Regions from separate parts of the Mus musculus genome. Here all the other regions are linked to region 1. Evidence: chromatin contacts called from ENCODE Hi-C or POLR2A ChIA-PET data. All regions are on one chromosome and are shown on one strand. The core of a region is the stretch at or near the end of the contact, and the rest is flanking DNA. Distances in the headings are between cores, read along the strand shown. Region 1 holds the start of Grap2 (GRB2-related adaptor protein 2). Region 2 overlaps Grap2 (GRB2-related adaptor protein 2). Region 3 overlaps Enthd1 (ENTH domain containing 1).

The links. A loop is a pair of places that touch in the nucleus more often than their neighbours do. ChIA-PET counts read pairs that join two places held with the same protein, here RNA polymerase II (POLR2A).
Region 2: a loop to region 1 is called in a map of v-Abl transformed pro-B cells, with 2.9 times the contacts of the local background. The contact joins the enhancer-like site here to the promoter of Grap2 in region 1. A Hi-C loop is called at or near these places in 4 of 37 maps with a recorded cell type or tissue (T-helper 17 cell, mature B cell, regulatory T cell and 1 more).
Region 3: a loop to region 1 is called in a map of v-Abl transformed pro-B cells, with 1.9 times the contacts of the local background. The contact joins the enhancer-like site here to the promoter of Grap2 in region 1. A Hi-C loop is called at or near these places in 1 of 37 maps with a recorded cell type or tissue (v-Abl transformed pro-B cells). POLR2A ChIA-PET finds 5 or more read pairs at or near these places in 1 of 5 experiments (embryonic stem cell).

What each region holds. Positions count from the first base shown.
Region 1 is chr15:80,570,617-80,574,632 of GRCm38, forward strand. It overlaps Grap2 (GRB2-related adaptor protein 2), which reads left to right and starts at 1,981. Exons shown (of 8, transcript NM_001289442.1): 1 at 1,981-2,125.
Region 2 is chr15:80,614,201-80,618,216 of GRCm38, forward strand. The region is part of intron 1 of Grap2 (GRB2-related adaptor protein 2); the gene reads left to right. Among named protein-coding and RNA genes, the nearest start is that of Mir6957, 30 kb to the right of the region's middle. Within about 2 kb of position 1,699, at least 1 of the 3 ENCODE cell types and tissues checked has a DNase peak (open chromatin) inside an H3K27ac peak, as active enhancers do.
Region 3 is chr15:80,534,496-80,538,511 of GRCm38, forward strand. It overlaps Enthd1 (ENTH domain containing 1), which reads right to left. Exons shown (of 6, transcript NM_001163189.1): 2 at 4-252. Among named protein-coding and RNA genes, the nearest start is that of Enthd1, 24 kb to the right of the region's middle. Within about 2 kb of position 1,719, at least 1 of the 3 ENCODE cell types and tissues checked has a DNase peak (open chromatin) inside an H3K27ac peak, as active enhancers do.

The DNA of each region.
Region 1 (4,016 bases), core at 731-3,230:
TGAAAACAGTGGCTATCCTGTTCACAAGCAACTTAGCTTTAAGAAAATTGTACAGAATTTTCTTTTAAAGTTGTCTTTTTTTAAAAAAAAAAAAAAGAGTTGTTTACTCTTATTTGTATGAGTACACTGTAGCTGTCTTCAGACACACCAAAAGAGGGCATCGGATCCCGTTACAGATGGTTGTGAGCCACCATGTGGTTGCTGGGAATCGAACTCAGGACCTTCGGTAGAACAGTCAGTGCTGAGCCGGCCGAGCCATCTCTCCAGGCCTCAGACTTTTATTAATAAGAAAAGAAGCTGGAGAAATGACCCAGTAAAGACTCACGTTGAGCAGCTCACTGTGGTCTGTTACCCCGGTTTCAGGAGACCTAGCACTCTTCTGGTCTCCATGGGCATTGCATTCCCATTACTAAGGATGCAAATTACTTCTTCTAGCCCATTTGATGAATATTTACTGAGCACCTACTATGACCAAAGTAATGTGCCAGTTCTATACCAGGCTCCTTCTTCCCTGTTTCAATTAAAATGCATAATCAGGCAGGCATGGTAGTACACATCTATAGCCCAGCATTGGGGCTGGCTGGACCCAAATCTTGAGGCTGCAGCTGGAAGTCAAAGAGTTCTAGGCATAGCCTGGGCTACAGCACAGAAGAAAACATGTCTCAAAAAAAAAGTGAGAGATTATAATGAGAAAAGGGTTTTTAAAATATAAATCTTCAAGCCCAGTGGTGGTAGTACACTCCTTTAATCTCAGCACTCAGAGGTAGTGCAGGTACATCTCTGAGTTTGAGGCCAGCCTGGTCTACAGAGCAAGTTCCGGGAAACTCTATCTTGCAAACCAAAAACTAAAATAAAATAACTTTTTAGTAAAGTTTATCATTTAAAGAAGCAATGAGATACCGCCTCAGAAGTCAGGAATGAAGTCTAAGTTATACTCTTAGAACTTCAAATTGAATCAAATGGGGAAAAAACTATGCAGAGATTCATGCCGGAGGTATCCCGAAATGTCCCTCTTCTCCTTGGATCCAGCCTCCAAACTCTAAAGGCCTTGCTTAGCCAGTTGAAATGCGTCTCCTTTTTGTGCAAGAGATACAAGAACAAAGAGAAAGGAAGAGAGACTTCAACGGGCTGCAGGTGGTGTGGGGGCAGGGAGAGTTAGAAATATGGAGGTGAGAACTGGGGAAGTTGAGGGAGATGATGATTCTTAAATTGTCAGAGAGCCTTGGGTCCAGCTTGCTCAAGAGAACGTGAAGTCCCACGGGTCCAAGGAAAGATCTGCACTCTTGACCATAGCAAGCCTGGACTTAGAACCCCTGGCTTATCGGCTAGTTAACCCCCATAGTGTGTGTCTGTGTCGTGTGTCTGTGTCACTAACAGAACTCCTGGCTTAGAGAGCCTCCCACTGTTTTCTTCCTTCTCTCTTGGGTCAAGATTTGTATCACAAGCTAAGAGTTATGTAAATGGGTTGGCTACACTTAGCAAGCGGTTTCTCTGAGATTTTAACATCATGATTGACCAGGGAAGACTTTAACTTTTTCCCAGTGGCCTTTGCATTTCTCCGGATGGAATGATGTGAAAACAGGCTTTTTCCTTGAGGCCAGCAGCAGCTTGTTACCGGATCATATCCAAACTCAGAAGTTTTCTTGTGTGAATGTGAGCGTTGGGGGCAGGCGTGTTTTCAGAAGTTTTCGTATGTGTATGTGAGCGTTGGGGGCAGGCGGGTTTTGTTAAAACTGAAACGAATAGGAGCAGGCATGTTTCGGTGAACCTCCTGCGTTTTGGTTCAACTCTAGCAGCTAGAAAACAAAACCACATAATCTGAGGCTCACGCCCAGCTCTGCGCAGCAGGGTGTCTGCTAGTTCCTGTGTGGTTTGCCTGCAGACTGGCTGGGGGGGAGCTTGGAGGAGGGCAAGGGGCAGGGAGGAGGAAGCTGTATTGATGGATCTGGGGCTTGCGACCTGCTTCAGTGTGGTGCTCAGAAACCAGCACAAGGCAGACCTGTAGGCTGAGGCGGCGCGGTAAACTTGACATTTGAATGCATCTTCCCACTGGCAAAAGGCAATTCTAATAACTCGTTGTCAAAGCCGAGATACACGCTCAACTCAACCTCTTCGCGTCCCAAAGGTAAGTCATGCGTCGTGGGTGCACGCCCTCTGGAAACCTTGAGCGCTTTTAAGATTCTGTTCTCTGTAAGCCAAATCTAATGAAAGCTAGTCCTACTGGTTTTCTGAACTTTGCTGGCAATACTTCAGCCATCAGCCTAGGCTTCTTATCTAGTTGGCTTACGTTAGTAGGGATTGGATTCAACTTCTGTCAAACGAACTAGAGAAAACTTGGTCTTTACTGGGCCCATGGGGGAAAAAACGGCAGTTCTACTAACTGGCTTCAGAGCGATCTCTGGGAAAGACCTTGGATGTTGAGGTCCCAGAGGGGGAAAAAAAAATCCCCCTTCAATAGTGAAGTCGGGGAGTGGCAGGTGGTAGGGAATTGAGCCCAGACTCTGAGGACTTGCTCAATTTTTTCACCAACTCCAAACTGCTAGTTCTGGCGGCATTTGCTCTCTTTACGAAGAACACTGGTCTGAGTTCCTTTAATAAGAGAAAACTTCCCGTGGGAAGACATGAGGAGAGGGTGTTGTCTATCTTTGTCTCTTTATTAATAGTTGTGTGGCATCTTTAAAGACCATCTCTGGTTTCTGCTCTTGTCCCCATCTGTTTCAGAACCTGAGAAAGGAATGCAAAGACCAGGTTTTCACTGACTTAACCATGACTGCATCCACTTAACCTCAAGTGCAGCCTTGTTAATAAGGCATATGGAACACTTTGTATATCATTAGAAGTACTCATCCAGAGATAGACTAAGGGGGGCTACTTGGTCTCCAAACCACCGCAGGGATAAGGCAGTGATGAGCACACATTGTTGGAGGGTGAGAAACTTCAGTGGAAGAGCCTTGCATATGGGTCCATTTATTATAAACTGCTAATTTGTTATAGGGTCCCTTTTTTTTTCTTCTTCATTTTTGATTTCAGAAAGAACGTTTAGTTTAACCTGGTCTCTTTTAGTGAATCAACATGGCCTACAAAGCTTGATATTCATAGTATAATTTTAGAGAGGCCCTCTTGAAAGAAGCAGCCACTATTAAGTAGTGTCTCCCTCTCCCCCCCCCCACCCCCCCACCAAGGCAGGGTTTCTCTGTGTAGCCCTGTCTGCCCTGTCTGTGTAGCATAGGCTGGCCTCGAACTCACAGAGATCCTCCTGCAAGTAGTATATTTCGATGCCAAGTTTTTAAAAAACTTCTAACTTATTCCCTTTTTAAGAATTTTTTTGTGTTTGTGTTCTGGTTTTCTGTAAAAGGAGGCAGCCCCACATCACTGAAGAAAACTACCCTATTAAACTCAACCCCAGAGAGTCTCCCACATAGTAAACTGTAATCTTATTCTCCCTAAATTGTAATAGCTTTCATCTTTTAAAAATGGCTTTACTGAAGCTGAGGGGAAGGAGGTGATCGATCAATTCAATATAAAGAAATGCCTTTGCTTCTAACAATAGCTTCCACGTCTCAGGCCTTCATTGTTTTATACCTACCCCAGAGGGACACCATAAGAATAAAAGAGTTAACATAAATACCATGTACCTTAGGGAAAGGCGCTGTGAAAACGCATGATGGGTCCATTATTATTTCTCTAAATCTTAATCATTTTCCTTCTCGTCTCTTGTACAAAACGCATCTCTCCTGCTGCCCAGAGCCTGCTCTTTTGGAACCATTGCCTTCTGGAAGAGCTGCCAGTGATTTCCATGTGTCTGTTGATTCCCAAAGAATAACACCTGCTGCTGTTGGCAGCTTAAAGAGCTCAGGCCTGAACTTGAACAAAAAAAAAAAAAAAAAATATGTGCCCCTTTTCCTGGCTCTAGAAAAGTCTATAATTGTTCACAAATATGTCATTAAGTGTGATTCCATCAGCGTTTCTTAACTGAGCAACAGTTGCTGCTGGGTGAGTCCAAGAGACAGCACCTG
Region 2 (4,016 bases), core at 449-2,948, 43 kb after region 1:
TGGGCTTGAATTTCCATGGTATGTGGGAATTGCTGCTGTCAATTTCTTAGCTGACAGCCAGCCACCCAGGAAGGTTCAGTAGGCCTAAGCTAGTTAGCAATTATCCTGACCTGGTGGGAGGAAGGCCCATGATTTTGCTAGTACCAATGGAGGCCAAGAAACCAAGCAGAGCAAGCACATAGCCTTAGGAAACATCAGACACTCACTCTCATATCTTGCTTCTTTCTCCCATGTCCAGTCACCAATAACAGCAATAAATGCTGAGCTCTAGAGGTAGCCCAATGGTAGAGAGCTTGCCTAGCGTGCCTGTGAAGCAGTAGGTTCGATTCCCAGTTCTGCTCCACCCCCAAAATTACAATGAGTGCCCACTGGTAAAACCCTTGCCACATCCTAGATCACAAGCACGCAAGGGCCGCTTGGTCTTGGCGGGTTCTTGTCTCTAGGCGTTGGTGAAACTTGGGTGGTATGTTCCCTCCCCCAGCTGCCCCCCAGCTTCCTGTTCTAAGCCAGCCACACCATGATCTCGCCCTGGGTGTTTGGGCAGAGTGTAGAAGCCAAATCAGTTTCCTCCTTTCTCCTTGGCAAGTCAACCTTCTCCTCCTACCTAGTGAGTGGTCTCCATCCCACGCCACGGCTATATCTTTGGCTAACACCACAGCCAAGGCTCATGGCCAGGAGAAAGAAGTTAGCACCTGCCCAGGGGAAGTGAGGGGAGATGGAGGCTTCAAACGAGAAAAAAGGAGCATATGCTTGGTGGATTTACACTTTTAAAAGCAGTTTTGACATTTGTTTTTCTCTACAAGAAATGTTGGTAGAATACTCCGATGCCAAAACGCTTTGGGGAAAAGACACTATGAAGGCAAATGCCAGAGCTGAACGGGGCTTTCTGCACTCGCTTTCCCTGGGAGGTGGCAAGTGAGGACGTCATCTGAATTCTCAGAGGGGAAACTGAGGCATAGAGAACTAAGAGTCCTCAGCTGCCCAAGTAAGCAACAGGGGTTTAAAGGCAGGTTTGCCCCGCCCCTCCCCTCCCCGACCTCACCCCACCCCTCCTCTGTGAGCTTCCCTTCTTCTGAGGCAGCCTCGCCTGACAGTTTGACAGGTTAAAAAAAAAAAAAAGGGGGTGGGGTGGGGGTGGGAGTTGTCTGAGTTTAATAGAACATGTGTGTTAGGGTTAAGGGAAAAAAAAGCAAAAGGGTATTTTTCTTCGATAAAGTTTGGGGGTGAATGACACAATATGTTATAAGCACAAAAAAAAAAAATAGTTGATTATATAAGCCAGGCAGAGGGGATTACAGAGAGGGCGTGTGATGAGAGCTGGGGATGAAACTGAGGTATAGGCAGAGGGGAGGGGGCCTGCCTGAGGACAGCGTCCTCACACCTCTCTTCCTTTCCACTTCCTCTCTTCCCACTCCTTCCTACAAAACCAAAAAAAAAAAAAAAAAAAAAAAAAAATCTTGCGAAGGAAAAAGAGGGAATTAAAAGAAAGAGAGAAATAATGCAGGAGCCCTTAGAGGAATGCAGTCGCCATAATCACGGTGACAGGACCTGCTTAAGGGCTCCCCACCCCCACCCCCACTCCACCACGTGTACGTTTGTCTGTGTGTCTGAAAAACATCCTGCTTATATGCTTCCCACAACCTGAACACCAAGTGCCTTCCAACCCACAGAGAAGCTTCCCACTTGGAAATCAGGAAAGCAGAAGAGACAGATCCCGGGGTTGGCAGAAATCTCCAGGAGGGGCCTGGTAGGTAATAGGGCCTCGCGCAATGTAGTGGTAAAGCCTGGAATGACCTGCCCCACCCCCACCCACCCCGCAGGCACGTCACGGTGATGACGGACAGAGCCTCAGGCTTCTCCAGATGAGGAGGAGAAAGTATGATCCTCCCTGCCTGCCCGCTCAGCCACCTTGCTGCCAAACCAGCTGCCCCTTTGTCTCCTGTCATTAGAGACAGCTCTGTTGGTGGCTTCCCGCAGAAGAGAAGCAGCAAGAAGATGAACTGTTATTTGGGGAACACACCTGCGCACAGGACAGAAATGGATGGGAGTAGGGGGTGGGGCCCCGGAGGCTTCTAATCAAAAGCCACTTCCTCTGGGTCTCCAAGCCCAGTCCTGACGGGGGATTTGTGCTCCCCTGGGGCATAGGAGTGAGAAAATAAAGAGGGCAGGAGAAAAATAAGAAATGCCCTGTACGCCCATGGTCACTTTGGAGGGGATGGAGATCTCCGCGTCCTGGATAGAAGTGATTTGGGTGGGATGTGCTTCGCTAGTCTTGCTTTCTTCCGTGGCAGCGGAATCAGAGCTGTGCATCTATTTTCTGGAGGGAGATCACTTGTCTCCACTGAGAAGGCTGTTTATTCTCCTAAAAGATCCTAAACCAAAAAAGGAAGTGATGGAGTCTCTCATTTAAGTGGACCAATATCTAGAGGAATCCCTGGCTACAGATCAATGAAGAGAGTCCTGAGAGCCACCCCTGGATGCAGGGCCACCTGCAGCAGTGATCTGGGGCAAAAGCAGAATAGCAAGGGTCCATCCGTGCATGAACTGGTTAGAGCTGCCCGGTTCTACACTCTCTGGCCTTAGATTCAAATCTTTGAAGAAACAGAGGTGGATTCTTGCTAGGAAGGAATTCGCAGGTCACTGCTTTAAAGGCTCAGAGGATCCGTTAGCGACAATTCAGGACGACACAGTAAGGGGATGTGTCTGACTTCTTAGACATTTGGCAGGCAGGTTAACATTTCAGTTCTTCAAGAGCCCAACGTGTAGAGAAGCCAAGCCTCCTGCGTCCCACATAAATTGGTTTGCGCCTCTGGTAGAACATTTAAACAGAAGCTGACAGGGAGCTGAAGGGTCATTGTCCATCCAGTGATTACAGATTTTTCAGGCGCCATTTACCTATGCCTTTTTGTCCTCCCCTGCTAAGCTAAATGCCCACTAAGGCAGAATGATCCCAGCCATGGCTACAGCAGTCAGGGCAAGGAAATGCACACACTAGGAACTTGAGAGATGGCTTAGTGGAGAAGGTGCTTGCAGAGAGGACCAGAGTTTGAATCCCTGAACCCACTTAAAAGCCAGTCAGGCATCGTTGCTGCCTGTGTTCCTAGGAAGTAAGAGAGAGGTGCTCCACTGAGGCAGGCTTGTGGGCCCACAAGACCAAGACTGGCCAGAATTGCTAAGCTCTGGGTTCAGCAGGAGACTCTGCCTCAATCCCTAGAGAGTGACTGAGAAAGACACCCAAGTTTGCTTTTTAAACATCCACAGGCATGTACACAAATGTGCCTAAATATCTATGAATGCACACACATATATGAACCACACAGACATGGAAGAAAGAGAACAGAAAAGAAAGGAAGGAAGGAAATGACACAATACAGATTTTAATACAAGATCATTAATATATAGTCAGAAGCTCAACAAAAGTCAGGCACACTAGCCTGCACCAGGAATCCCAGCAGTCTGGAGGCTGCAGCAGGAGGATTTTGCAAATATGAAGCCAGCTAGGGCTACAAAGTAAGATGTTGTTTCTGAAGGGCAGGAGAAGAAGAGGGGGAAAAAAAAAGACAGAGCCCTGAAATGAAAGGAACTATCTTTCCATGGCATTCAGAAGGAATTTAAACCCAGAAATGTGTGGGAGAAGATGGTGTCTAATTCTCTTCCATCCAAGCAAGGCTGCATTTCATAGATGCTAGGCTCTGAGACAGTTTATAAGCCTCACAACTCACAAGGGACAATGGGGACAGTCACCAAACCTGCCTAGATAAAGATTATAAGGCCTCAGAGGGAAAGAAAGAAAAAAAAATTACAAAGTACAAGCTGCAGTTTAGGGTGCACCATTGCCCTCTGTTGGATTAAATAAGGCAGGCTCCTTCGAGCGGGTGTGTGCTTCAGTGTCTCCAGCTGAGTTTGCTGGTTAGTCCTGGCACCTTAGAGTAGGAAATTAACTGTTCCTTGTAAACTTAGATACCCAGGTCCCTTCCTCTGATGGACTCAAATGTAACTCTGGTGGTAGGTTATTA
Region 3 (4,016 bases), core at 469-2,968, 36 kb before region 1:
TACTTTTACTGCACAGACCTGCAGTCTTCTTGCAGTCTTGTGAGTGCTTCTTCTCCGAGGTAAGGCTTTCTGGGATGAGCACAGAAGTGCACACTGTAGGTGAGGTCCCCGTGGCAGATAATCTGCTGGGGAATGACATGGAGTAGGAGGTCCGCTGCCTCGTCCACGTGGCCACTTCCCTCTCTTTATGGAGCAGCTGCTCGTCCATCAGCAGAGTTATGACCTGCTTCGACCTCTCCCGGATGTAGTGACCTGAAAAATACCCGAGAGCTTGCTTAAACATGGAAAAACTGATGAAAACTATAATTAATTTTATTCTAAAGAAAATGAAGAAGTGACAATGTAGCAAAGTGGAAAGGCAGGAAGACTGTGGGCGACACACTCCTCTCTGTGCGCACTGAGCAAACACATCATCAATACGTGATGGAATTGCATCTTATCTGGCATTATACTTTTCATTTTAAATGCATTATTGGATTTTTCTTGGAAAGCCATCCATACGCTGCAATAAATCAACTAACACAGGCACGCAAAGAAGGTTTGAGCGTGAGGCTAGGGAGATTGGGCAGTGGGTAAAGTGCTTGCGCTGAGGGCAGGAGAACTTGAGTACAGATCCCCGGAACCCACCTCAAACCTAAGAGTGGCGGCATGTGCCTGCAGCCTCCATGCTGGGAAACCTAGACCGGAGGCCAGAGATGCACTGACCAGCCAATCTAATCAAACTGGCACGCTCTGGGTTCAGTGCAACCCTATCTCAAAAAATAAGGTAGAGAGGAATTGAGGAACACATCTGTCTCAACTTCTGGCCTCCACTTGTACCTGCACAGACCAGCAAGTGTGTGCACAGACCAGCAAGTGTGTGCACAGACCAGCAAGTGTGTGCACAGACCAGCAAGTGTGTGCACAGACCAGCAAGTGTGTGCACAGACCAGCAAGTGTGTGCAAAAAGGTTACTTTCTCCAGTCTCGTCTCCTAGCCACTTCTTCCTCCCGAATTTCCTTTATATTTTTAAACCCTGTTCTGAACACCCCTAGTTTCTGGTGGACACCTCACAGTGTGTGCTGGGCCCTCTCAGTGTCATATGAAAAGCGGACGTCTGCTGGAGCTCTTGGGGATGATGTCAAGAGCGGTCTTTCCCTGACGACAGGGGCACCGTTTAGATTTGGAGATTTAAAAAAAAAAAAATTGTGTCATGCTACCCTTTTGTCCCGACCAGTACCTCATCCTGCAGCCTGAGCCTCTTCCCAGTACCACAGAAACTCAGGCAGCTGTTGCTTCCATGCAGGCTCCCCGACTTATCCGTCCTCTCCTCAGACACCGCTTCCTCCTCAGAGCTGCATTTCTCTGAAGAAGCCCCACCTCATCCATCAGTTTATCCCCCCTCCTTTGTGTCTCCCCCTGGCATCTGCCCCTGCCCACTGTCACCTGTGTGTTCCCTTGTTGTTTGCTTCCTCTCTGGGAATATAAACCCCATGAGAGGAGTCTTACTCCAGACACTGATGGCACATAACATATATTCAATAAATATTTACTAAGTGAATGAATTAAGAAAGAAACATTATCAAAAAGTTTCAAATGTTCTCCTGGCTATGGTGTAAATGAAGCAGATTGCTGAAAGATGCTGGGAGCCAATTTACAACTTAGCTGCCTGAGAAAGTTGCTTGGCTTAAAATAGCCTCCTGCAATACCCCCAATTAGAAACTAGAAATCATGGGCTGGAATTGGAACATTTTACTTAGAATCTGTGGGGACTGGTGGGGTGCAGGAGAAGCTCACTCGCTCCAAGTGGCAAGCAGGCACAGCAAGCAGAAAGATGGTTGCCCTGGTGGGAGCCTCCTCCCTAAAGCATCCGACTCCCACAAGGGAACAGAGCAGCTTCAGGAAGGCCAGGCCACTGCATTCTGCCCCAAAGAGGAGTGGGCATCTCATTTCACTCTGCCTAATTCCCTGAGCTACCATTCTGTGCCCTCTGTACCAGTCAGGGTTCCTCTAAAGCCCCATATCAAGAAGTAAGAAAAGTCAAGAAGAGCCCCTAAGTCTGTTTCAAGGAGGAGATAAACAACAAAAGCATCCATTCACTTCTATGCTTCTGAAAAGACCCGAAGGAAGACACAGCATAAAACCCTTACAGCACAGGAAGGACAACAGCTTCCTGTCTGAAAGAAGAAAGGAATGGGGCAAGATTAGAAAACACAGATTCTCTGAACTGCGTCTCACTCCAGTCTGAGGGCTCCCTCTCCTTCCTCTAAACTGAAGGAATCCAGGATGGCTGACTGGCATGGTTTGAAGCAGTCACGTGCACTGTTATGGCAGAGGGTGGGGGCTACAATACACAACCTCCAGTGGCAAAGCACAGCATGAGACTTCGAGGTGGCTTGGCAGCTAAGGGTACTAGTGACTCTTGCAGAGGCCCCAGGTTCAGTTCCCAGCACCCACGTGGTGGCTCACAGCCATGATTCCCTCCAGCTCCAGGGGATCCAGCTCTCTTCTCTGGCTTCTGTGAGCACCAGGCATGCACGTGATGCACATATATCATGCAGGCAAAACACCCACACACATACAGTAAAGATAATAAATATTTTTAAGAGAGAATCACAAAGTGTGACAAAAATATTAATAAAAACACATAAAAATTAATAAAGACGTAGAATGGGAGCAAGATCAATATGTGGTAAGTTATTTCTCCACCGGTGAAATGAGCCAATCCAAGCCAGATCAGAGTACATTAAATGCAGGCTTATGGGAAGCTGCTCTGGGGAGGGCAAGGAAGGAGAGAGGGGAGGGGAAGAGAAAAAGATAAAGTGCCCATGCAGAGAAAAGGAAAGGGGGAAGAAGAGGAGGAAGAGAGGAAGAAACCAAAATGTCCGGGTTACATAGCCTCTGGGGGAAGGGCAGCTCAGCCCCTGGACTGGAAAGTTCAGGGTTGGGGGTGGACTATGCTAGGTAGGGACTGAGGGATGCTGGGAAAACCTGGAGGCCAGGTCTGCTCTGATGTGTAAAAGGTGCACCTCAGCCCCTTGTCCTGGGTCTGAAACCTAACAAGAAAGAAGGAGGGCCAAGCAGAAGGCCAACCTGGGCCCTCTCAAACACAAGGTAAGAGACTGGAGATGAGCACCACTAGAGCAGCTGTGCAAGAGACTGGTGTCCAAGCATAGCTGCTTCTGCAGCCATTGAATCATCCCTTGAGCAGCTGAGAGCAAGAGAGAGTTCTGAGCACTGAGGACACAGCAAGGAAAGGGGACAAGTGCATGTATGCACTGGGTGAGTCACCCAGCAAGTATTAACAGGGTGATTTCAAGCCAAAATGAGTTTTCCAAAGAAAGTACGGAAGGGTGACATGCTGGACATGAATGTGGGGTGCAGTCACATAAGTCTTAGTGAGGAGGGTACACAGCCCTGGCCACTTAGAGACGTGACACGGTTTGAAGCTGCCCACTTGATAGATGGCTTTTCCTCCAACATCCACAAAGGAGAGGACTCTACTTGCTTGTCCCCAGGACATTCAGCAGTGTGTGAAATGGAGACACATGGCAAGGAACGTTTCCCAAATGCTGGAGAAGGAGAGACTCAGAGGTTCTGGGCATTAATGTCTGTTATAGAAGAATATGTGTGCTAAGAGATATGCCTGTCTTCAATAACACTCAAGATATGTTAACAGTCTGCCTGCCTCCCTCTTGAACAGTCCTACCCACATCCTCTCTTCTAACTGCATTCCTGTTGCAGTGAATTTTACTTCCATTCTACATGGGCAATATGAACATACAATGCCCCTCCCCCATTCATATATCAGGTCTACCAACCAAACCCACCAACTCTATCCTTCCTCTCCATCTCCCTCAGTTCAGATCGTGTGTTGCCTATAGTAAGTAGCGTGTTATCTACCTATTAATCTTCCCTCCAATCTACCTTCTAAGAGGCCTAAAGAGGGCAGGGACAGGAAGAGAGAAGCTGCTACATCAGTGATTCTCAACCTTCCTAAAGCTGTGACCCTTCAATGCAGTTGCTAATGCTGTAGT